Linked DNA regions of Homo sapiens: regions 2 and 3 are each linked to region 1. The links are chromatin loops, found by intact Hi-C in ENCODE. Cell type or tissue: heart right ventricle. All regions are shown on one strand. Links, peaks and the distances in the headings refer to the core of each region. The heading gives the core; the rest is flanking DNA.

The links. A loop is a pair of places that touch in the nucleus more often than their neighbours do. Peaks named below come from ENCODE experiments on the same cell type or tissue, not always from the same donor. Only the 100,000 strongest peaks of a DNase experiment are listed, where the experiment ranks them.
Region 2: it touches region 1 in a loop (2.0-fold over the local background); 13 of 110 quality-filtered maps call a loop at or near these places.
Region 3: it touches region 1 in a loop (7-fold over the local background); 66 of 110 quality-filtered maps call a loop at or near these places.

Annotation. Positions count from the first base shown.
Region 1 is chr16:89,331,309-89,337,235 of GRCh38, forward strand. The region is part of intron 2 of ANKRD11 (ankyrin repeat domain containing 11); the gene reads right to left. The region is part of intron 1 of LOC128462377; the gene reads right to left. Among named protein-coding and RNA genes, the nearest start is that of ZNF778, 120 kb to the left of the region's middle. RefSeq lists silencers at 4,374-4,503, 5,551-5,754. In heart right ventricle, for the core only: CTCF peaks have their summits at 2,525 (motif pointing right) and 3,824; a DNase peak (open chromatin) is centred at 2,524; H3K4me3 peaks cover 638 bases; H3K27ac peaks cover 4,592 bases.
Region 2 is chr16:89,392,905-89,398,831 of GRCh38, forward strand. All of the region lies in intron 2 of ANKRD11 (ankyrin repeat domain containing 11), which reads right to left. All of the region lies in intron 1 of LOC128462377, which reads right to left. Among named protein-coding and RNA genes, the nearest start is that of ANKRD11, 95 kb to the right of the region's middle. RefSeq lists an enhancer at 2,030-2,968. In heart right ventricle, for the core only: no CTCF peak of the experiment used is centred there; DNase peaks (open chromatin) are centred at 1,252 and 2,397; H3K4me3 peaks cover 1,070 bases; H3K27ac peaks cover 1,814 bases.
Region 3 is chr16:89,555,175-89,561,101 of GRCh38, forward strand. It overlaps SPG7 (SPG7 matrix AAA peptidase subunit, paraplegin), which reads left to right. Exons shown (of 17, transcript NM_003119.4): 17 at 1,713-2,592. The coding sequence ends at 1,919. It overlaps RPL13 (ribosomal protein L13), which reads left to right and starts at 5,508. Exons shown (of 6, transcript NM_000977.4): 1 at 5,508-5,538; 2 at 5,766-5,889. The coding sequence starts at 5,786. RefSeq lists silencers at 3,950-4,169, 5,711-5,927 and an enhancer at 5,491-5,600. In heart right ventricle, for the core only: CTCF peaks have their summits at 2,456 (motif pointing left) and 2,667; a DNase peak (open chromatin) is centred at 2,457; H3K4me3 peaks cover 1,208 bases; H3K27ac peaks cover 756 bases.

The DNA.
Region 1 (5,927 bases), core at 561-5,560:
GGCTAATAGAAAATTTAAAATTAGATGCACAGTTCACATCATATATCTCATGGACAGAACAACTCTATGGGACAGAAGACCCCGATCTCTGACAAACAGGCAAAAATCCCAGAGAAAAGAACAAAGGGAGAATTTACAGATTAAAGACTTAAAAGACATCAAAGAATCTTAGTGTGTAGACCCTGTTTGGAAACCAGTTCAAACAAAGAACTGCTGAAGAAAATGGCACATTTAGGAAAGAGCCTTTTGATACCGCTGGGTGTGTGGTGACACTGAGAAAGTTCAAGGCACCCAGCGATTCAGGAGATAGAGATTTATAGATATGTATTTAGGTACAGGGTCTCCTCTGTCGCCCAGGCTGCAGTGTAATTAAATAATCACAGCTCCCTACAGCCTCGAACTCCTGGGTTCAAGGGATCCTCCTGCCTCAGCCTCCCAAAATATTGGGGCTACAGGCATGAACCACCACACCTAGCCTGTGTGCTATTTTTATTTTCATTTAGTCTAAGATACGGTGATGGTTTTGAATGTTTTCGGCGGATGCAATGGTGTGGACTCGGGTTTGGTTCCGGGTTAACGGGCTGGGGTGGCTCCTGCACGTGGGCCCCACATGCTGGGAACCGTCATCACCACTGTGTTCACCACACTCTCTCTTAAGAAGGGCACACAAAACATTCAAAAAAAATTTAAAAACTCAGTAGCATGCAGTGGCTGATGCCTCTAATCCCAGAACTTTGGGAGGCTGAGGTGGAAGGGATCATTCGATCCCAGGAGTTTGAGACCAGACTGGGCAACATGGCAAGATTCCATCTCCATATTAAAAAAAAAAGATAATAATCTTAAAAGACACAATTCCAGAAGCTGCAGAATGTGTCACAGAAATGACTTCCTTACGTATTAAAGAATCCTCACAATAAAGGATCATTTTACAAGCAGACTATAAACACTGAAACAGACAAAAAACTAAAAACCCAACTCATGAGAAACACCTGGTGAACGCTCTTCAGCTCCGTGAAGTCCTGGGATGGCCCAAGCACCTCTGGTGGGCTGTACCTTTTCAGAAAGAAACACTGAGCCCCCCAAGTCCCCGAGGACAGAGATGCCTTACAGCTCCACACGTCCCTCCACAACGGCAGCACCTGTACCCGCAGCTCTGGGGAGAAATGACACCTGCAGGCCAAGACAAATGCAAGAAAACAGCCTCGTCTGCTCACTGATTCTCACCAACTTCCTCTATAAAATGAGGACAAGAACCCATTCTCCTAAAGGATTTTGTGGGGATTAAATGAAAAAGCACTATCTAAATCCAAGTTATCATCACTGTAATGGCTTTAGAAAAAAGCAAACGACAAACACAACGAGAGAGGCGCTGAGACCAGGCAGGGCTCTCCTCCGGCAGGGCCTGGTCTGCACTGCCCTCTCTGAGGAAAGTGCCCCGCTGCCCTGACCTCCCTAGTTTCACACCTCCACACCTCCAAGGAGGTTATCCTGGTACAACTGAGAAAGCAAGCAATTCCCTTAGAAACGTCCATTTCTTTCCTTTATGCTCAAATGTTTTATTACTCCTTAGGGCTGCTTTGTTTTTTAACGCAAGGGTCCACAGTTGAGAACGTAGTTACAAACTCAAGAAACGAGCTGCAACAGAACAGCGGGGCTGCTCCACGCTTCTCAGCCATTTTCCCATCCTGTGCACCCGGGGAATTTCACACGTGGTCCCCCAGAGTGACAGGGAACCCCCAGGGAAGAAGGGCCCCTGTGGGGCATGCAGAAAAACGCCTGCCCCCTGGTGTGAGGTCACAGACTCAGTGGCCAAGCTCAACAATGCTCTGGGAACTCCAGTCAAAGATGCATCACAACTTTTGGGTCATGCCTAAGGTCAATTCCAGAATCATTTTAGCATGTTAAACAGACACTGAAAATAAAACATATTTTATTTTTTAAAGCAGCTTTAGGTTCACAGCAAAATTGAGCATGAAGTACAGAGGGTTCCCCTGCACCCCCGGGCTCAGCATCCCCACGAGAGTGGCCGTTTGTTACAGCTGAGACCCCCCTGGACACAGCATCATCACCCACAGGCCGCACGACCTCAGGGTCCACCGGGTGCTGTGCAGTCTATGGTTGGACGAACGTATCCTGATGTGGACCCACCGTTGTGGTATCATACAGAGTAGTTTCACTGCCCCAGGTCCCCCGTGTTCCTGCTGCACAACCCTCCGTCCCTCCCTCTCCCCAGCCCCTGGCGTCACTGATCTTTGTGCTGTCTGCACAGTTTTGCCCTTTCCTGGATGTCAGAGTCGGAACCCTACAGTGTGTAGTCCTTGGAGACGGGCTGCTTTCACTCAGGCCTGGCAGCTCGTCTGTTTTTAGGGCCTTGTAATAGTCTGTCGTCTGGATGGACCTTGGTTGACTGATCCATTCACCCTCTGCAGGACATCTTGGCTGCTTCCAAGTTTTGGCAATTATGAATAAAGCCATTTTGTGAAAGTGAAATAATACAGAACAGGAAACATTAGGGGGCACTGCACACCATCACAGAAAGGGACGGTATTATTCTGTGAGTATGTTCCCAGTATGTGGGCGTGTGTTGTGAACAGAGAGATAAACTACTTTCTCACCACTGGAAGCAGTCAGGACAATTCAAATGCTGGCCTAACTGGTTAAGAGCCCTCAATCTGTGGTCAGATATATCTAAGTTTCTCAATCTATAAAATACAGAAATAAGGCCAGGTGCAGTGGCTCAAGCCTGTAAAACAAGCACTTTGGAAGGCTGAGGTGGGTGGATCACTTAAGCCCAGTTCAAGACCAGCCTGGGTAACATGATGAAACCCTGTGTTTTAAAAAAAAAAAAAAAAAAAAAAAAAAAAACAGAGAGAGAGAGAAAGAAAGAAAAAACACTGTTCCCAAGCTGCGGGCTCAGGACAATGTCTGATGCCTGGCCTAGCCCTCATCAATGGCCTTCACAATCCCTGCTGACTGGGAGTCAACCCCCAGTGAGTGTACTGCCAATACGGCCAAGTTTCTGAAGTTGGTGACATGTGAGGGTACCCCAAGACTGAACAGAAACAACCTCCTCTCAGGTTCTGAGTGGGTCCAGCTCTTCTTACCCCTCCAAGCCTGCCATTCTCTGAGGAGTCCTCTCTTCCTCCACTGCTCTGCTTCCTCTCACAAAGGGGGAGTGTCCCACCACGTCCAACTCCAGGCTGGCAAAGTGACGAGAAAACACCCCACCCATGTGGGCAGTGGGCATGCGGCATGCTATGGGGCCATGAGAAGCAGCCAGGTGGGTAGGCCAGACCCTGACCCAGAGCAAGCAGAGCCCAGCGCAGTCTCAGCCACGCTCCATGAGGGGCCACATCCACGAGGGCCCAGGAGCAACATCCCAGGCACACCCCAGGGATGAGCAGCACAGGCCGCCAACCACGTCATACCACACTCACTTGTGCAAAACACCCTCAAACTGCAAAAAGCCCACCCACGTGTCCACCAGCAGAAGAGCAAATGAGTCCAGGTGGCCCACAACACACGGGGCGCACGTGTCCATAGACAGCACACTGGATTCGAAGAGCCAGACACGAGTGTGTCTGCTGTGGCCTTCTGCATGCATGAGGGCCCCATGGTGCTGGGGGCCAGGCAGACAGTCAAGCAGCAGAGTGGAGGGGAGGTCCAGGAGGAGATCCCACAGGTACATGTGACATGAGCTCTATCGTATGTGCACCTAAGATGTGTGCCATTTCCTCCACGGATGTTATACCGCAAAGAACAATAAAAAACGACTAACACTGATTGCTGACCACCTCCCCAAATAACTAATCAGGACACACCCTGATGCCCCATGTCCGGCCTGTGGGGGCACTGTGGAAAGCACAGGAAGTGAGCTCAGTGCGTGCCTTCCCCATTGTCCTGGCGTTCCATGCAGGCTGGGAGACGCGGGTGACAGCCTCACACCACCCCTGTTCCCAGAAGAGGCCAGTGCACCCCCAAGCAGGGGCTGCAACAGGGCTGCACAGAGGGCTCCAGTTCCTTCCAGCACAGGAACAAATCCACACCGAGGCATCCGTGAGTCCCACAGGTCCCAGAAGCATGGGAGCAGCTTGAGGCCTCTGCATTCAGGGGTCTCTGCCGTCCTGAGCTTCAGGATGAGTGGGTTCCCACCTAGCACGCAGTACGCAGTGGGTTAGGGCAGGTGCTCTCCCTCCTCTCCCTATGAACGCTATACCACTCCCATGAAAGCCTGTGCGTGCTGCCTCAGGACCCTGTAGCAGAACAGCGAGTGACGTCGCTTTGGCAGGGAACCTTTGGTTTGCAAAGCCCCGTCACACACACAAGCTGAGGTAAGATGACAAGTCTGTGTCTCTGCACCTCAGCTGAGCCCTCAGGACACAGCACATGAGCGCCCAGGGGCCTGCAAACAGCAAGGACCAAGGCATCACTGACCGTGACAGGCCCCAGTGTGTGACAGTGAGAGGCCCCAGTGTGGGTTCTCACAAGCTTGTTTTACGGTTTGACCCAGAGAGTACCTGTGAGTTTCCCCTACAGCTGGTGCTTCTAAAGGGCTAGGAGAAACGCAGGGCAGGATCCCCACACGCCAGCAGCTGACTGGCCAGACCCCTGCCTGTGCTGAGGCATCCGCCGCAAACATGACCGTGCAACATGCTTCAAGATGCCCTGTGACTCTCTCAGATGGGTCTTTTATTAGAGTTTCTAAATAAAGAAGTGATGGCCAACATCACAGGAAACCTTAGATACTATTCCTGCCAGTTGGTTTGAAAAAGCTTTAACTGTTAATTTGCTGATCGTTTTCAGCCACACGGTTTTCTGCCATGTAATCCACAGAACCCAGGCCTCTGGCCACTTGTCCAGGATACCTCTGGAGCTCAGAGCCACTGTCCTTGTGGGCTACTCAAGACTTGAGGGGTTCAGGCAAGAGCCACATCAACAGAGCTGGACCTGGTGCCTGGCTGGGAGCAGGTGCCGGGGAGCAGCCACCAAATGCACACACGCCAGGGCACGCAACTGCCCGCACCTCCAAGATTGTCGTCAGACCTAGAGGCGGGTGTGCGTCCACAGACAGCACACTGGATTCAAAGACCCAGGAAGGAAGGAGTCTGTTTGCTGTGGGCTTCTGTGGTGCTAGGGACCAGGTGAACACTGAAGGAGGGGCCAGACGGAGTCCAGGAGGACTCCTGTAGCAGGACATTGCCCAGATTTCTCACAATGTCCTCTACAATTAAGAGCACAACCACTGTTCCTTCTGCACTGGTGGGAACCCAGCACTTCAATGAGACACAAGGTTAAAGTGACGCTTTGTAAGGACGGAAAGCCACCTGTGGGCACCACACCCCCCGGGTGGGCCACGACAGGGAGCACAGGCACTAGGAGACCCGGCCTGTCCTAAAAGCACGCCCTACAAGGAGTCCCCACTCTCTACCTATCTGCTTCTAATGTTCTGACTACATGAGAGATGATAAAAGGGTTTCAATACAAGTGTAACATTTTAAATATAAAGGAATGTCTTTCCATTAGAAAACAACTGCAGGCCGGGCGCGGTGGCTCACGCCTGTAATCCCAGCACTCTGGGAGGCTGGGTGCGGTGGCTCATGCCTGTAATCCTAGCACTTTAGGAGGCCGAGACAGGTGGATTGCTTGAGCTCAGGAGGTGGAGACTAGCCTGGGCAACATGGTGAAACCCTGGCTCTACCAAAAAAAAAAAAAAAAAAAAAAAAAAAAATTAGCCAGGTGTGGTGGTGCACACCTGCAGTCCCAGCTATTTGGGAGGCTGAGATGGGAGGATTGCTTGAACCTGGCAGGCACAGGCTGCAGTGAGTTGAGATCACACCACTCTACTCCACCCTGGGCAACAGAGTGAGACCCTGTCTCAAAAAACAAAAAACAAAAAACTGCAAATTAAAACGCCAAACGCACAGATT
Region 2 (5,927 bases), core at 371-5,370, 61 kb after region 1:
CACCTTGGGACCTGCCTGCATCTGAAATGAGTGAGTGATCTACAGTCACCAAGGCCCTTTCTGTTTCCCCAAAAATTCCTTTTCTAAACTCCAGCCTATTTCTTCACATTCTACTTCTTATTCAAGGCCTATGCAAATGCTAACCCTCAGTGGAGCCTCCGGCAAGCCCAGTCCCCAGGAAACACGGTCTCCCTCCCTCTTCTTCACCTGCATACCTTCTCTCACAGGAGCCTCTGGAAGTCTCCCTCAGGACCTGGCACCTTCTTGCTACATCATAAATACCTTGAGAGCACGACGCCAGCCTCATTCACCTGTTCCCACAGGTGACATGGCTCCCACCCTGGGACCAAGAGAGTCCACTGTACACATTAAACTTTAGTTTCCTCTTTTTTTTACTTTTTTTATTTTTATTTTTTTTTTTTTTGAGACGGAGGCTTGCTCTGTAGTGCGAGACCACTCAGGCAGGTGGAGTACAGTGGCGCAATATTGGCTCACTGCAACCTCTGCCTCCTGAGTTCAAGCAATTCTCCCACCTCAGTCCCCCATGTAGCTGGGATTACAGGCGTGTGCCACCATATCCAGCTGCTTTTTTTTTTTTTTTTTTGTATTTTTAATAAATAGAGACGGGGTTTCACCATGTTGCCCAGGCTGGTCTCGAACTCCCGACCTCAGAGTGATTTGCCCGCCTCAGCCTCCCAAAGTGGTGGGATTACAGGAGGAAGCCACTGCGCCCGGCCTAGTTTCCTCTTAGGTGGAGTAATCACGTCCACCTCAGAGGATTTGTAAGGGTTAGAAGGGGAAGCAGCCGGGCCGATGGAAACATGCAGGAACTATCCCAGCTGGGCCTATTGCCCTTCATTCTGGAATCTGGCAGAGCTCTGCATGGCATCTCGCATGAAACAGGCTCTAAGTATTTAATGAATAGGAGGAGACATGTCAGACAGTGGGAATAATCATGCTGATCTGCATGAGGAAAATGTGTCAAAAAACAAAAGCCAAAAAGTCACGAAGAAAGTGCTTGTAATAGAGACTAGTTTACTTGTGAGGGCTACGAATAAGTGAAGCTCAAACCACTAGGTGCCAAACATGAAAGTGGGTTCCCAGACCCCAGTGTTTGCTGACTGCAACACAGCGGTGCCTGCAGCTCACAGGGTGCTCCTCCCCGCCTCCCTAGCCCTCCTGGAGACTCCACCCATCACAGTCCCAGGTTCCAGGCAGGCTTCCCAGGCCACTCAGCTGCTGCAAGCACAATGTCCTCCTGAGGTCAACGGGCAGGTGGCAGGAGCCTCTGACCTGCTTCCCTCCACGACATGGGCACGTTCTGGGACTGCAGTTCCACAGTGGTCTCCCATGTCCCTGGAAAGCAGCCGTCCGCCTCTCCTCCACACCTGCCACACTGCTCTCACTCATCAGGAAACTTCTCATCAGAAAAACAGCTCGTGGGCCAGGCACAGTGGCTCCCGCCCGTAATCCCAGCACTTTGGGAGGCCAAGGCGGGCAGATCACCTGAGGTCGGGAGTTCAAGACCAGACTGGCCAACATGGTGAAACCCTGTCTCTATTAAAATACAAAAATTAGCTGTGCGTGGTGGCAGGCACCTGTAATCCCAGCTACTCGGGAGGCTGAGGCAGGAGAATCGCTTGAACCCAGGAGGCGGAGGTTGCAGTGAGCCAGTATCGCACCACTGCACTCCAGCCTGGGCGACAAAAGCAAAACTCTGTCTCCAAAAAAAAAAAAACAAACAACCTTTTGTGGAAAAACGAGTGTATTTTCCACTCCTCGTCTCAATAAAACCTGCGAAGACTGCTTTCATATACAGGAGTCGTGTTTTATGACAAAGGCTCCATCAAGGATGCTGTAAAATTACACACAGCCATCTCCATAATATATGGCCCCGAGAGTTACACACATGAGGTTATTGAGTTATTTTTCAAACGTCCAGACTCCTCATTTCCAATTAAGGCAGGTTGGCTGTAGCACTGTTGGAAAGCCTAAAGCTTTGTTTGCAGCCAATTCAGAGGCGACAGTTTTTCCAAGGCTACTTAGAGCTGATGAGAGAACCCCCTGTTAAAAAGATCTCCAAACCAGCAAATACATCACGGTATGATTTTAAGTCACTGCAATCCAGATCATCTTAAAAGTTCTGCAGGATTTGGAAAAACAAAGACAAATTATTAAACCAAGTGACCAGGCTGAAGCACAGGACAAGATGAAAGAGGGCCAAGAACAGGCAACACCACCACTCAAACGATCCAAGAGACTCCTGGTCTAAAAAGTTAGAGGCTTGGTCAATTTTAAGGCAGCGTCTTAACAGAAAGAATTATGCAAGCCAAGTAAACTGGCTGAGCCCCAGGGAAGGGCTGCGTACTGCCAGAGGAATGGGCTGGACTCTTTCCAGCTCCGTAATCCTGGGAGCAGCGTCGGTGTGGAAGGAACCCTGACGGCAAGCTGTTACATAAGAGCCCAGTCCTGCACTGCGGGGACATGGTCCGCTTGCTACTGGCATGCAAAGATCAAAGAGAGGAGACAGCGCTGGGATGCCAGCCCACGGCTGGGACACGTGCTGCTTCTGTGAGCATGCGCCCAGGAACAGACGCACAGACCCACCCGAACGGGGAACCGAATCTTACTTGTCCATGAGAATCCCAGGAGGGGACCAATGGGCCATCACATTGGAACCCTCTGAAACTGCACACACATTTGCAAGCATAGGTATCAGGGGAGGTAAGTGATACAGACTCTTCTAAGGGTGTGAAATGTTTGAAAAGTTGTCAATAAGCACACAGACTGACCTGATTCATTCAACAACATTTTCTCACCCAGCACACAGACTGAATAGCTTGGTACACTTGCTTCCCAGGTGTAAAACTACCTGCTTAATAACAATGCCTTCTCAGCTGGGTGACACCGCACTGATGAGCCAGTTCACTGGAGGACTGCTGGGGTGGTGCGGCAAGACTGTTTCAACGCACTACGTCCCGAGCACGCAGCATTCATCTTGTGCATATCCTTCATGACAAAACAAGTATGCACAAAGCACTGCTGCCGCACACCAGACACAGCGGCCTCTGGACAGGAAGCACCAATCTTCAGTCAAAGAATGACCGACCGACATGCAAACTCTGGTTGTTCGGACATGAGTACTGGCAGATCATTTCTAAAAAATGAAGGAAAGACAGCTGCAAGTTCAGCCAGAACACCTCAACAACTTGTTGTCAATGTGAAAATTCAAGCTTTCAAAGATAAGAATTTTGGAAAACTCCAAGAGCAGACAGCTTCTGAAGAACTAAAAGTCTCCCTGGAAGAGACAGGTGCTGCTTTCTGATGTAGTAAAATCAAGTGGATCCACGTCGGGAGATGCACACGAGTCCCGGGCACCCAATCGGCCCTTGGGTGCACACTGTGTGCTGACCTGGGTCACCTCCAGATGTGGACACACAGGCACACTCCCACACACACGCGACGGAGCCGCACTCGCCGCAAGAGAGACCAAAGGGAAGCCCTGAGACTCCCCTGCTGCTGGAAACGCTCACAGCACAAACACCTGCTGGGTTTTGGTGTCGTATCAATGAAAATCTCCATAATTATATCAAAAAGCTATTTATTAAAAATATGCTTCCATTTTCCCACTAGATTTTTTTTTTGTATACTTCAACTAGAACAACATATTTACCACAGACTGATGCAGGAACAGCGAGGAGAACCCTGCTGTCTTCTATGAAGCCACACATTAATGGGGTTTGTACAATTTTAAGGAAATGCTCCTCTAATTGCTATTTGTTGTTGTTGCTGTTGTTTTTGGGACGGAGTTTTACTCTGTCGCCCAGGCTGGAGTGCAATGGCGCCATCTTGGCTCACTGCAACCTCCGCCTCCCAGGTTCACGCCGTTCTCCTGCCTCAGCCTCCCGAGTAGCTGGGACTACAGGTGTCCACCACCACACCCGGCTAATTTTTATATTTTTAGTAAAGACGGGGTTTCACCATGTTGGTCAGGCTGGTCTCAAACTCCTGACCTCAGGTGATCCAGCTGCCTCGGTTTCCCAGAGCACTGGTGGGATTATAGGCATGAGCCAGGGGACTTGACCAGATCACTAATTTTTTATACTGGAAAATACAGGATTTTTTTTTTTTTAAAGAATGTGCTGCTTATATGCAATGGGCTTATTATTCCTGTTGTTAATTGGAATTGGTATACAGACATTTTCCAATCCTTCAGGTTTCAACTGGCAAATGCCAGCAGACATACCCACAGAGCCAGAGCTCCTCAGGCTCCTCCACGTCCAACGGCGTCTCACAGTCCTGAGGATGAGGACCTGGGTGAGGGGAGCACGGGAGACACAGCCATCAAGGCATCCACCTCCAGGACAGACACCAGCCAAGAACCCCCTCAGGGCAAGGCCTCTCACAAGTCCAACTCCACGGATTCCACCGTAAGTGCTGTCAACTGGATGCGCATTTACAAAATCTGAGTTTTCTCAAAGAAGCTGAAGCTTTCCGTGTCCTCAGTGATTCTGGACTCCCAGCGCCGTACCACTCCCTGCCAGCCACACAGGGGGACCCACAGGAAGCAGGCCTTCCCCGTGGCGGGCCTTGCTGCTATCCGCGCTCCTTTCTGTGCAGTCGTCCCTGACGGGGAAGGGTTGAGCCCAGCCAAGTGGATCCCTGGCTGCAGGACAAAGGTGTGCATGGCAAGGGGCCCACCTGCCTCAGGCTGAGGCATAAACTTTCCCTTTTCACTCAGGAAGGGTAAGACACAGTTCCCAGTTTTACAGTGTGCTTTTGTGGATGCTGACCCGGTACTGCTCTTGGAATGTCAAGATGAAGATGATGCAGAAGCCTCTCCTCTGAGCATCTTCTGATTGACAGGCAAGGGACTGGAGTGGAGCCCTTGGCAGCAGGCGGTGGCCAGGGACAAGCGGCCCGTGCCACGTCTCCCAGCTAGCTCACCACCAGCACACAAACCTTCGTCCTGGGCATGGGACTCTCCATCCCTGGTCAAAGCAGGTGCCTCGGGTGGCAACACAGGACCCTCAGACACTGATCTCCTGTTGTTGAATCGGTGCAATATTCACCCACCAAAAACAACCACAAAGCGCCTGTCACCAGTGACAATGTAGCACTGTCTATGTGAATAAAATTAAATTGTGTTTGGAGAATCTGGTGACGCTGTGAAACAGCTGAAGATTACCTGTAACCTCAGCGCTCTGGGAGGCTGACAAGAGGGACACTGTGAAACAGCTGAAGACTACCTGTGACCTCAGCACTCTGGGAGGCTGACATGAGGGACACTGTGAAACAGCTGAAGATTACCTGTGACCTCAGCACTCTGGGAGGCTGACATGAGGGACACTGTGAAACAGGTGAAGATTACCTGTGACCTCAGCACTCTGGGAGGCTGACATGAGGGACACTGTGAAACAGCTGAAGACTACCTGTGACCTCAGCACTCTAGGAGGCTGACATGAGGGACGCTGTGAAACAGATGAAGATTACCTGTGATCTCAGCACTCTGGGAGGCTGACAAGAGGGACACTGTGAAACAGCTGAAGATTACCTGTAACCTCAGCACTCTGGAAGGCTGACATGAGGACTGCTTGAGCCCAGGAGTGTGAGACCAGCCTGGGCAACACAGGGAGACCCCATCTCTTAAAAAAAATTTTTTTTTAACAAAACAATAAAAAAACAAAAATAGCTGGGTGTGTTGGCACCTGCCTGTGGTTTCAGATACTCAGGGGGCTGAGGCAGGAGGAAGGTTTGAGCCCGGGAGGTTGAGGCTGCAGTGAGCTATATGACTGTGCCACTGCACTCCAGCCTCAGTGACAGAGAGAGATTGTGTGTCCAAAAAAAAAAATCCCAATACACTGTTAGTGTCTCAAGCCCAGGTTAGAAATTACTCGTCTAGTCTCTGACAGAAAAATCAGGTGGGC
Region 3 (5,927 bases), core at 371-5,370, 220 kb after region 1:
CAGTTCAAGCATTCTCCTGTCTCAGCCTCCCAAGTGTCTGGGATTACAGGCACGCGTCACCATGCCCAGCTAATTTTTGTATTTTTAGTAGAGGTGGGGTTTTACCACATTGGCCAGGCTGGTCTTGAACTCCTGACCTCAGGTGATCCGCCTGCCTCGGCCTCCCCAAGTGTTGGGATTACAGGCGTGAGCCACAGCCCCACGCTGATTATAGTGTTAGATGTAGAAAAGTTGCAGGCGCGGTGCAGAGAGCTCCCTGCCACCCTGCCTCGCTCCCGTGGAGGCCCCCATGGGGCAGTCCTCCCACCTGAGGAGCCCCCGCCGACCCGCGGTGTTGGGTCCACACGTGATTCAGATGTGCTGAGTCTCCCCAGTGTCCTTTCCGGTCTTGGGAGTCCACATGGCGTTTGATCGCCCATCTTCTTAGGCTCCTCTGGGGTGACAGTTCCTCAGACCTCCCTTGTTTTGAGGGCTCTGGCAGTTTTGAGGATTGGTCTCATGTTTTGTAGGACGTTCCTCAGTTGCGATTGTCTGATGTGTTTCTCACAGTGGGCAGAGCTGGAGTGAACGTTTTTGTCCCTGGGTTTGGTAACTGCTGCTTAGAACTCAGGAGAGGTGCACGGCTCTTTGTCCCATGTTGTGAACAGATGGGTAGGCAGTGGATAGGTAGTTGTTTCTTCAGCCTCCCCTTGTGTCTTTCAAGCGAGCACTGTGTGTCACGTGGGGATCGTGTTTGGGGCCCTTAGACTGTCGTCCCCAGCCAGCAGCAGCCGCCTCTGGGCAGGTGTGGGCGGTGCCGTCCCCGGCTGAAGCAGGCCTGCCTGTGGACCCATGCTCATCACGGTTGACAAAGCAGCTCTGCAGAGCTCGGGCACATCACAGTGGGAGCCACAACGGGAGCAAAGCTGCAGGCAAGGCTTCTCACTGGCTGAGGAGTGGTGTGTCTGCCCCGTGTATGAACTGTCAGCTACTCACACACTCAGTGGGTTGCAGAACTTAGTAAAATCCCACACCAGCCCTAGAGAGGAAGTGTTTGTCTCTTGCAATACAGCCACAGGTAAATCACCCTAGCTTCAGGGGTTACCATTTTCTTTAGAAAATCTGGAAGAGTGAGGAAAGGAGCAGGTAATTAACAACAACAACAACAAAAAATCTGGAAGAGTTCTGCCTTCACAGAAACCAGTGAAATGTGGCTGTGGCAGTGTTTTCTGTGGTCTGGCCAGGCCACCCCAGGGGCAGGTCCACCGGCACAGGACAGTCGGTGTCTCAAGTGTTTTCCAGGATCCCACCTAGAATGGCAGAAATTCACTTCCCCAACTTGAGAGGTCCCAGCTCACACAACTTCGCCTCAGATTCCTTCTCCCAGTGCTGCTCTCCTCAATCAGGAGGGTTCAGCATTTTACCCATCTCCTTCCCTGTAGACACACACGTCTTGTTTGGTGAAAGAAATTGCAGTTGCCAAAAATAAGCCAAGATTTTGAATAGAAGTAGAAAAATTAATGAGGCTGGCCGCCGGAAAATCATTTATGAGGTTGAGATGGGGGTGATTCTTCTTTCGGAGCTGCCTCCGTGCCTCCGCTTCCCTGGGAAAGTGGCCTGTCCTGGGTGTCCTGCACACAGACAGGCCCTCACGCCTCTTGCCACCTCCCCAGGACATAGAGATGCTCTGTCTGCCCTGGGGACTCACACACTGCTATGCCTGTTCTTTCTAGCTGGCAAACGCCCTTCTGGAAAAGGAAGTGATAAACTATGAGGACATTGAGGCTCTCATTGGCCCGCCGCCCCATGGGCCGAAGAAAATGATCGCACCGCAGAGGTGGATCGACGCCCAGAGGGAGAAACAGGACTTGGGCGAGGAGGAGACCGAAGAGACCCAGCAGCCTCCACTTGGAGGCGAAGAGCCGACTTGGCCCAAGTAGTTGGGAGGTGTTGGCTGCACGTGCGGGTGGTCCGGGAAGTGAGGGCTCACTCAGCCACCCTGAGTTGCTTTTCAGCTGAGGTTTGCACTTCCTCTCGCGGCCCTCAGTAGTCCCTGCACAGTGACTTCTGAGATCTGTTGATTGATGACCCTTTTCATGATTTTAAGTTTCTCTGCAGAAACTACTGACGGAGTCCTGTGTTTGTGAGTCGTTTCCCCTATGGGGAAGGTTATCAGTGCTTCCCGAGTGAGCATGGAACACTTCGAGTTCCCAGGGTTATAGACAGTCGTTCCCAGTGTGGCTGAGGCCACCCAGAGGCAGCAGAGCATTCAGACTCCAAACAGACCCCTGTTCATGCCGACGCTTGCACGACCGCCCCAGTTCCTGTGGCTCCCTCGGAATGCTAAGGGGATCGGACATGAAAGGACCCTGTGAGCCGATTGTCCTATCTCCAGCGGCCCTGTCATCCAGCTCACTCATCAATGGGGCCAGTCAGGCCCAGGCACTGGGCTCCGGAGGACTCACCACTGCCCCCTGCTGCCATGTGGACTGGTGCAAGTTGAGGACTTCTTGCTGGTCTAGTCACGCATGCAGTGTTGGGGATGCCTTGGTTTTTACTGCTCTGAGAATTGTTGAGATACTTTACTAATAAACTGTGTAGTTGGAAAATCTACATTTGCATTGTCTGGCCAGCTCTAATGCAGAGGAGCTGGTGGGCTTGCCCTGGATCACAGGGTCTTGTGGTTTCAGTTTATAATTTGAGTAATGCAGGGACTAAGTGAAAAACTCCTTCTGTAGGAATCTGGGGCCTGGACCCCGTAGGGATAGAAGACGACCCAGGACACCCTGGCCCTGAGTTCCGGGGCATGCGGCTCCCACTCCGGCCCCCTTGCTTCTGCCCTCCCTGTGGTGCAGTGACGTGAGTGGATTGTCCTCTTGTTGCTGCAACACTGAAACGCTGGCGGAGCAGTAAGGAGGCAGCCACAGGTGCAGTCACACACCCGAGGGTGGCATCTCTGAGAGATGCCTTGACCTTTGCCCCAGTTCTCCAAATCCAAAGACCAGCACATCGATGGGAGGGTTTTAGCTGGTGTAGCCAAGGGTAGTGTCCTCGGTAATTGTTTTTTTTTTGCTGTTGTGTTGGTTTTTGGCAGAGTCTTGCTCTGTCGCCCAGGCTAGAGTGCAGTGGCGCCATCTCGGCTCACTGCAGCCTCGATCTTCTGGGCTCAAGCAATCCTCCTGACTCAGCCTCCCAAGTAGCTGGGACCGCAGGCACGCACCATTATGCCCGACTAATTTTTGTACTTTTTGTAGAGACAGGGCTAGACTCGAATTTCTGAGTTCAAGTGATCCTCCTGCCTTGGCCTCCCAATGTGTTGGGATTACAGGTGTGAGCCACTGTGCCAAGCCTTTTGTGAAATTAATTTATTATTTTTTAATTATTATTTGTTTTTGGAGATGGAATCTTGCTCTGTAGTCCAGGCTGGAGTGCAGTGGCACGATCTTGGGTCAGTGCAACCTCCGCCTCCCGGGTTCACGCCATTCTCCTGCCTCAGCCTCCCAAGTAGGTGGGACCACAGGCGCCTGCCACCACGCCCGGCTAATTTTTTGTATTTTTAGTAGAGTCGGGGTTTCACCATGTTAGCCAGGATGGTCTCGATCTCCTGACCTCGTGATCTGCCTGCCTTGGGCTCCCAAAATGCTGGGATTACAGGTGTGAGCCAGCACGCCCAGCTCTTAAATTTTTCATTTTTGAGACGGAGGCTTAACTCTGTCACCCAGGCTGGAGTGCAGTGGTGCAGTCTCGACTCACTGTAACCTCTGCCTCCTGGGTTCAAGTGATTCCCCTGTCCTACTCTCTGGAGTAGCTAGGATTACAGGTGTACACAACCACACATGGCTAATTTTTGTATTTTTAGTAGAGGCGGGATTTTGCCATGTTGGCTAGGCCGGTCTCCAACTCCTGACCTCAGGTGATCCACCCGCCTCGGCCTCCCAAAGTGCTGGGATTTACAGGCATGAGCCACCGTGCCTGGCCTGTGAAATACTTTTTTTTCTTTTTGAGACTGAGTCTTGCTCTGTTGCCCAGGCTAGAGTGCAGTAATGTGATCTTGGCTCACTGCAACCTCTGCCTCCCCAGTTCAAGCAATTCTGGTGACTCAGCCTCCTAAGTAGCTAGGATTACAGGCATGCGCCACCACGCCCAGCTTTTTTGTATTTTTAGTAGAGACAGGGTTTCACCATCTTAGCCAGGGTGATCTCAAACTCTTGACCTCGGCTGATCCGCCCACCTCAGCCTCCCAAAGTGCTGGAACTGTGAAATTCTTAAAATGTGGATTACGTTGGCCAGGCACGGTGGCTCACGCCTGTAATCCCAGCACTTTGGGAGGCCCAGGCGGGCGGATCGCGAGGTCAGGAGATCGAGACCATCCTGGCTAACACAGTGAAACCCCGTCTGTACTAAAAATACAAAAAATCAGCTGGGCGTGATGGTGGGCGCCTGTAGTCCCAGCTACTTGGGAGGCAGAGGCAGGAGAATGGCGTGAACCCGGGAGGCAGAACTTGCAGTGAACAGAGATCGCACCACTGAACTCCAGCCTGGGCAACAGAGGGAGACTCCGTCTCAAAAAAAAAAAATAATAATAAGTTTTACCAGGAGGAAGCGTGGTGATTGGGTGAGGGTAGGGAAGAAAGAGGGTTATTGGGATTTAAAGGTTTCCAGGTAGCAGTAAGATGGATGGTGCCTTCACAGACTTATACTAGAGAAGAGATGGCTTTTTGTTGATGCTTTTCTTTGTGAAGGAAGGCAGTAGGCACAGCAGGTCAGAGTGTGACATTTTCAGTCGGGTACCCCTGACCTTAGAGAAGTCACCTAATCCTGGGCCAAGGGAAAGCGACAGAGGCCAACAGTAACTCCGTCTACTAAAATACCAAAAATTAGCAGGGTGTGGCGGCGGGCGCCTGTAATCCCAGCTACTCGGGAGGCTGAGGCAGAATTGCTTGAACCTGGGACGCGGAGGCTGCAGTGAGCCGAGATCGCGCCATTGCACTCCAGCCTGGGCGACGGAGCGAGACTCCGTCTCCAAAAAAAAAAAACAAAAAAAAAAACCACAAATGTTCTAAATGGATGGGAGGAGAATAAACGCTGGAACGACAAGGACGAAGGCCTTAGGTTGCGCAAACTCGGATGTCACTGAAGTTTTTCTGCCTTTGCGCTGCAAACGTGTCTCACAAATGTGAACAAACAGAATTCCTCGGGCGTCGCCCGTTCGCCGTCGGCCCAGATACCGGACTCGCGCGCGTTAGCCCGCAAGACAGGACTCGGCCGCGGCCCGCGCAGCGGCTGAAGCGCCGGGGCAGTAACGGCGGACGTCAAGCAAGTCCGGCCGTCGGTTACTCAGGGCCCAGGAATCACGGCCGCCCCGCCGCATTCTCAGCGGCAACATGTCTGCGACGGCGGCCCTAGGGCTGCCGGGAGAGCCGCGGCGACGTCAGTTCCTCCTTTCGGGGCTCTGATTGGTCAGAGCGCCCGGCGCTTCTGGTTGGCCGGCCCTGCTATCATCCCAGAGTGCATTGCGGGGCCGCTTCCTTTCCGCTCGGCTGTTTTCCTGCGCAGGAGGTGAGGGAGACTGGGTCCTGGCCTTTGGGCATCATCCAGCGCCATCGGCCTGGCGCTTCAGCCAACGCGGGAGTGGATGGGCCCCTTCTTCTTCGCAGACAGCGTTCGGCCGCTGCCCGGGCTCTAGGCGCGGCCGGACGGCCCAGTCTGGAGGGTTCGGGGCGGAGGCCCGGGGGGGTGCGCGCGCCCGGGGTCCGGCCTCTCACTCGCTCCCCTCTCGTCCGCAGCCGCAGGGCCGTAGGCAGCCATGGCGCCCAGCCGGAATGGCATGGTCTTGAAGCCCCACTTCCACAAGGACTGGCAGCGGCGCGTGGCCACGTGGTTCAACCAGCCGGCCCGTAAGATCCGCAGGTGAGCCCTGCGCTCGGGGCTGCCCCTGGGGCTCGTGC